Regions from separate parts of the Homo sapiens genome. Here region 2 is linked to region 1. A link is an interaction called in ENCODE POLR2A ChIA-PET data of the cell type or tissue named here. Cell type or tissue: PC-9. All regions are shown on one strand. Links, peaks and the distances in the headings refer to the core of each region. The heading gives the core; the rest is flanking DNA.

Evidence for each region. ChIA-PET counts read pairs that join two places held together with the same protein. Peaks named below come from ENCODE experiments on the same cell type or tissue, not always from the same donor. Only the 100,000 strongest peaks of a DNase experiment are listed, where the experiment ranks them.
Region 2: POLR2A ChIA-PET joins it to region 1 with 8 read pairs; 2 of 35 experiments call an interaction of 5 or more read pairs at or near these places.

The regions. Positions count from the first base shown.
Region 1 is chr11:108,241,161-108,244,081 of GRCh38, forward strand. It overlaps ATM (ATM serine/threonine kinase), which reads left to right. Exons shown (of 63, transcript NM_000051.4): 6 at 2,793-2,921. Among named protein-coding and RNA genes, the nearest start is that of ATM, 20 kb to the left of the region's middle. In PC-9, for the core only: no CTCF peak of the experiment used is centred there; no DNase peak of the experiment used is centred there.
Region 2 is chr11:108,585,187-108,588,107 of GRCh38, forward strand. The region is part of intron 1 of EXPH5 (exophilin 5); the gene reads right to left. Among named protein-coding and RNA genes, the nearest start is that of EXPH5, 7.1 kb to the right of the region's middle. In PC-9, for the core only: no CTCF peak of the experiment used is centred there; a DNase peak (open chromatin) is centred at 1,685; H3K27ac peaks cover 507 bases.

The sequences.
Region 1 (2,921 bases), core at 422-2,921:
TGTCCCCCTGGGAGATCTTCAGGGACATGCACAGAGCTTTCATCTCCTATGATAATGGTGCTTTATTCTGAAATACCTCCTAAAGGACCTACCTGAGACTGTTTTACTGTTTTGTTTTGTTTTGTTTTTTAAGAAGAAGAAGGAGGAATATAGTATAAAATGGTGATAAAAAGCATAGTAGAGTAAGTACATAAACCTAACATTTTACCAGTAACTTAGTCATTTATTATCATTATCAAGGTTTATGTACTATACATGATTGTATGTATTATACTTTTATATGACTGGCAGTGCAGTGGGTTTTTTTTACACAAGTATCACCACAAATGCTTGTGAGTAATTTCTTGTGCTATGACATCACTAAGTATTTAAATAGGAATTTTTCAGTTCTGATACAATCTTACGGTACCACCTTTTCATATTGCCATTTGTCATTGAATAGAATGTTGTTATGTAGTATGTGACTGTGGTTGGAATCATAACAGTATGTATCATTTTCAGATTGCCTTCTTTCATTTAGTAATATGCATTTAAGGTTCCTCCATGTCTTTCTCTTTCTTTCTTTCTGTCTTTCTTTCTTTCTTTTTTTTTTTTTTTTTTTTTTTTTGAGATAGGGCCTCACTCTGTCACCCAGGCTGGAGTGTGGTGGTGAGATCATGGCTCTGCAGCTTCGACCTCCTGAGCTCAAATGATCCTCCCACCCCCTTCCAAGTAGCTGTGACCACAGACACAAGCCATCACACCCTGCTAATTTTTCATTTTTAGTAGAGATAAGGTCTTATTATGTTGCTTATGCCAGCAGCTTGAACTCAGCCTCCCAAAGTGTTGGGATTACAGGTGTGAACCACCGTTCTCAGCTCCTCGATGTCTTTTTATGGCTTGATAGGCTGAAGTGGGAGGATCACTTGAGCCCAGGAGTCCAAATCTAGCCTGGGCAGTGTAGTGAGACTTCCGTCTCTTAAAAAAACAAAAAACAAAAAAAAGAGGACCAAAGTTACTGATATTAGAAATGAAATGAGATCTAATTGCAGATCCTATAGATATTCAAAGGATAATAAGGAAACACTATGAACATCTATTAATTTAAATGGGCCAGTTCCTCAAAACCATACATTATCAAAAGTCATCCAATATAAAATAGATAATTTGACTAGTCCCATAACTATTAGGAGAATAAATTGAATCCATAATTTAAAGCCTTTCATAAGACAAATTGGGAACAAGATAAGGATGTGCACTCTCACCACTCCTTTTCAACATTATGTTGGAGGTTCTAGCCAGGGTAGTTAGACAAGAAAAATAAAAGGCATACAGATTGGAAAGGAAGAAATAACACTCCCCTTTGTAGATGACATGATTGTCTATATATAAAGTCCCAATATACACAAGTATAACATTGTGAATAATGTTATTTGGGGACTGGGCACAGTGGCTTACACCTGTCATCTCAGCACTTTCGGAGGCTGAGGCAGGTGGATCATCTAAGGTCAGATGATGGCTTCCTCTAAAACAGGACAGATTTACTTGTAGCCTATTGATTATAAAAAGCTTGAGGTTTCTCTGTTATAACTCAGTCCACTGTTTTCGCAGTGTCAAGTGTCCCATTTCACCTTGCCTTTGGTACTGGGGAACTGATGCAAAAATGAAGGTAGTCTGGCTACCATCATTACTGGGAGAAATAAACTGTCCTTTTTCTCTTATCAGGAATCTCAGGTTTCCTGCTAGCACCCAGGAAACTGTCATGCTAATTTGTTAGGTTACAAGTAGATAAAATCTCAGCCAGGCACAGTGGCTTATGCGTGTAATCCTAGCACTTTGGGAGGCCAAAGCAGGTGGATCACTTGAGCCCAGGAGTTCAAGACCAGCCTGGGCAACATGGTGAAATCCTGTCTCTACCTAAAATACCAATCAGTTGGGTGTGGTGGTGTGGGCCTCTAGACCCAGCTACTTGGGAGGCTAAGGTGGGAGGATTACCTGAGTCTGCTGAGATTGAAGCTACAGTGAGCCGTGATCTTACCACCACACACCAGTTTGGGTGACAGAGTAAGACTCTACCTCAAATAAATAAGAAACAAACCAAGCAGAGTAAAATTTCATACCCTTCATAGGTCTCAACACATTTTTTGCATATTATTAATCAAACAGTATTATTATTTTAAAAAACTGTGGAGGCCAGGCCCAGTGGCTCATGCCCATAATCCCAGCACTTTGGGAGACCAAGGTGGGTAGATCACTTGAGGCCAGGAGTTTGAGACCAGCCTGACCAACACGGTGAAACCCCATCTTTACTAACAGTACAAAAATTAGCCAGGCATGGTTTTGTGCGCCTGTGGTCCCAGCTACTTGGGAGACTGAGGCATGAGAATCACTTGAACCCAGGAGGCAGAGGTTGCAGTGAGCCAAGATTGCACCATTGCACTCCAGCCTGGACGACAGAGCAAGATTCTGTCTCAAAAAACAGAAGAAAGAAAAACCCATGGAGCATGTACTGTAAGTGCTTTCTTAGGCCTAGATGATGGAACAGAGGCTTAGAGAAGTTAAGTAATGTTTCTGCGACCTGGCTCTTAAACTGGTGCTCTCACAGCAGTTTATAGTTATTCCTGTCTTAAAGGCATTTTATATAAGATAAAATTAAATACTGATGGAGTACTTTTACTATGTTAAAAATAAATTAGTGCAGTTTTAAAATCCTTTTTCTGTATGGGATTATGGAATATTTAAGTTAAATTGTAACATTTAATACATTTTGATTTTTAAAAAATCATGACTAATAATTTTTTTTTTTTTTTAAGAATTGTTCTCTGTGTACTTCAGGCTCTATCTGAAACCTTCACAAGATGTTCATAGAGTTTTAGTGGCTAGAATAATTCATGCTGTTACCAAAGGATGCTGTTCTCAGACTGACGGATTAAATTCCAAAT
Region 2 (2,921 bases), core at 166-2,665, 340 kb after region 1:
GAAACATGAGGAGATACCTCTACAAACCTATTAGAATGGTTAAAATAAAAAAATATTCAAAATACCAAATGCTGGCAAGACTAAAGAACTACTATGCTCTTGTCTGAAAGTATGTGTCCCCCCAGAATTCATATGTTGAGCCCTACCCCTCAAGGTGATGGTAGTAAGGGATGGGGCCTTTGGCAGGTGATTAGGTGGAGAGGGCTTCTCCCTCATGAATGGATCAGTGCCCTTTTACATGAGGCCTGAGAGGAAGCCTTTTTGCCCCTTCTACCATGTGAGGACACAGAAAAGGCACCCTCTATGAGGAGGGGGACTTCACCAAACACAGACTCTACCAGTGCCTTGATCTTGGACTTCCCAGGGTCTAGAACTATAAGCAATAGATTTCTGCTCTTTATAAATTACCCAGTCTAAGGTATTTTGTTGTAGTAGCCTGAATGACAAAGACAGAGATTGGAACTCTTATATACTGTTGGTAGGAATGCAGAATGGTACAGCTGTGGGAAAAACAGTTTGGCAGTTTCTTGCAAATTCAAGAATATGATCCAGCAATTCCACTACTAATAAAAATCATGTTCACACAAAAGCCTGCTCATGGATGTTGATAGCAGCATTATTTAATATCATCAAAATGTGTAAACAAAACAAGTGTTCTTCAGTGGGTGAAAGGATAAACGAACTGTAGTAATCCATATAATGAAATACTAAATACTACTCAGCAATATAAAGGAATGAATTATTTATTTATTTGTTCATTTATTTATTTTGAGATGAAGTCTTGCTCTGTAGCCCATACTGGAGTGCAGTGGCACCATCTCAGTTTACTGCAACCTCCACCTCCCAGGTTGAAGTGATTCTCCTGCTTCAGCTTCCTGAGTAGCTGGGACCACAGACGCGTGCCACCACGCCTGGCTAATTTTTGTATTTTTAGTAGAGACAGAGTTTTGCCATGTTGGCCAGGCTGCTCTCAACCTGGCCAACATGGCGAAACCTCAAGTGATTCTCCTACCTCGGCCTCCCGAAGTGTTGGGATTACAGGTGTGAGCCACCTTGCCTGGCCAGAATGAATTATTTATACATACGACAACCTGTGTGACCCTCATTTTACTGAGTTAAAGAAGCCATTCTCAAAAGGTTATGTATTCTGTGCTTCCATTTATATAACATTCTTTAACAAATAAAACGGTAGTGTTGAAGAACAAAATAGTGGTTGCCAGGATAAGTTACTCCCTCCCTGATCCCCTTTCCTCCCTCCCCCATCCCCTTTCCTCCCTCCCCCATCCCCTTTCCTCCCTCCCCCATCCCCTTTCCTCCCTCCCCATCCTCTTTCCTCCCTCCCCCATCCCCTTTCCTCCCTCCCCCATCCCCTTTCCTCCCTCCCCCACCCCCTTTCCTCCCTCCCCCATCCCCTTTCCTCCCTCCCCATCCTCTTTCCTCCCTCCCCCATCCCCTTTCCTCCCTCCCCCATCCCCTTTCCTCCCTTAACTGCTGTTAAATGCATCGTTTCAAAGTGAAAACCAAGGTAAGCTTTATCAATATAAAAAAACACAACTTTTTGTTGGGGTGCAGAGAATTTGGTCACTGTCATCTCCCATTTCCTCTTTCATCTAGAAAGCCTAACACACCATGGAATGAGGAAGCTGGCTCCTGTGATCTGTTAATATTTGAAGTATGGCCTTTTAATAGGGCCATTGGCAATGTCAATAAGGAAACATCCTGAGAAGGAGAGGGCGATGAGCCTATAGCTCTCAAATCTCACAGCTTGGGGAATAACTCACTACAGAAAAACCGACCTGAATGAAGGTGAAGGAGAGAATCCACCCACGTTTACGAAAGACCATGCCTTAGCTAGCACTTCTTAGTTCTTAGCCACCTTCTTCTCAATTTTAAGACCCTGCTGTGCTAAACAGGAAGGAAAGCATTTTCTTTTCTTTTCTTTTATTATTACGATACTTTAAGTTTTAGGGTACATGTGCACAATGTGCAGGTTAGTTACATATGCATACATGTGCCATGCTGGTGTGCTGCACCCATTAACTCGTCATTTAGCATTAGGTATATCTCCTTACTAAACTTAACCTGACCTCCTTTTGACCTTCATGTGGTTCTCAGGTTTAAGACCATCTGTGCTAATGAGGAATGAAAGTATTTTCTGACTAACCTTCACCTGACTTTCTTTCGCCCTTCACCTGGTTTCCTCAGATCTTTCTTTCCCTTAGTTTGTATTGCCTATAGCAGTAAGTTAAGTTCCATTTGACTAGGTATTGAGTACCGAAGTGTGTGAGGCTCTCCATCCCTGAAATAATCCTTGACCACAAGGAATCAAGGTTGATGTACAACTTACCATGTACCAACTTACCTGTGCACACATTAACATTGTAAAGAAAAGGACAAGGGCAGAAAAACATTTAGACATTTTTAAAAAGAAATTTACCCTTACAAGTTATTTATTTTTTAAAAGACATTTTTAAAAAGTATTTTACCTTCGTAACGGACATTTATGAAAGTAAAAAATAGTCAAACATTCCATATTTATTATCCAAAGAAACAGTTTTATTTATTTATTTATGTATTTATTTCAAGACAGAGTTTTGCTCTTGTTACCCAAGCTGGAGTACAATGGCGCGGTCTCGGCTCACTGCAACCTCCACCTCCTGGGTTCAAGCGATTCTTCTGTCTCAGCTTCCCAGGTAGCTGGGCTTATAGGTGCCAGCCACCAAGCCTGGCTAATTTTTGTATTTTTAGTAGAGATGGGGTTTCACCGTGTTGGCCAGGCTGGTCTCAAACTCCTGACCTCAGGCAATCCACCCATCTCAGCCTCCCAAAGTGCTGGGATTACAGGCGTGAGCCACAGCACCTGGCCCTATTTTTAATAACATATGATAACTAAAAAATAAAACAGTAGTAAAAGGGTTAAA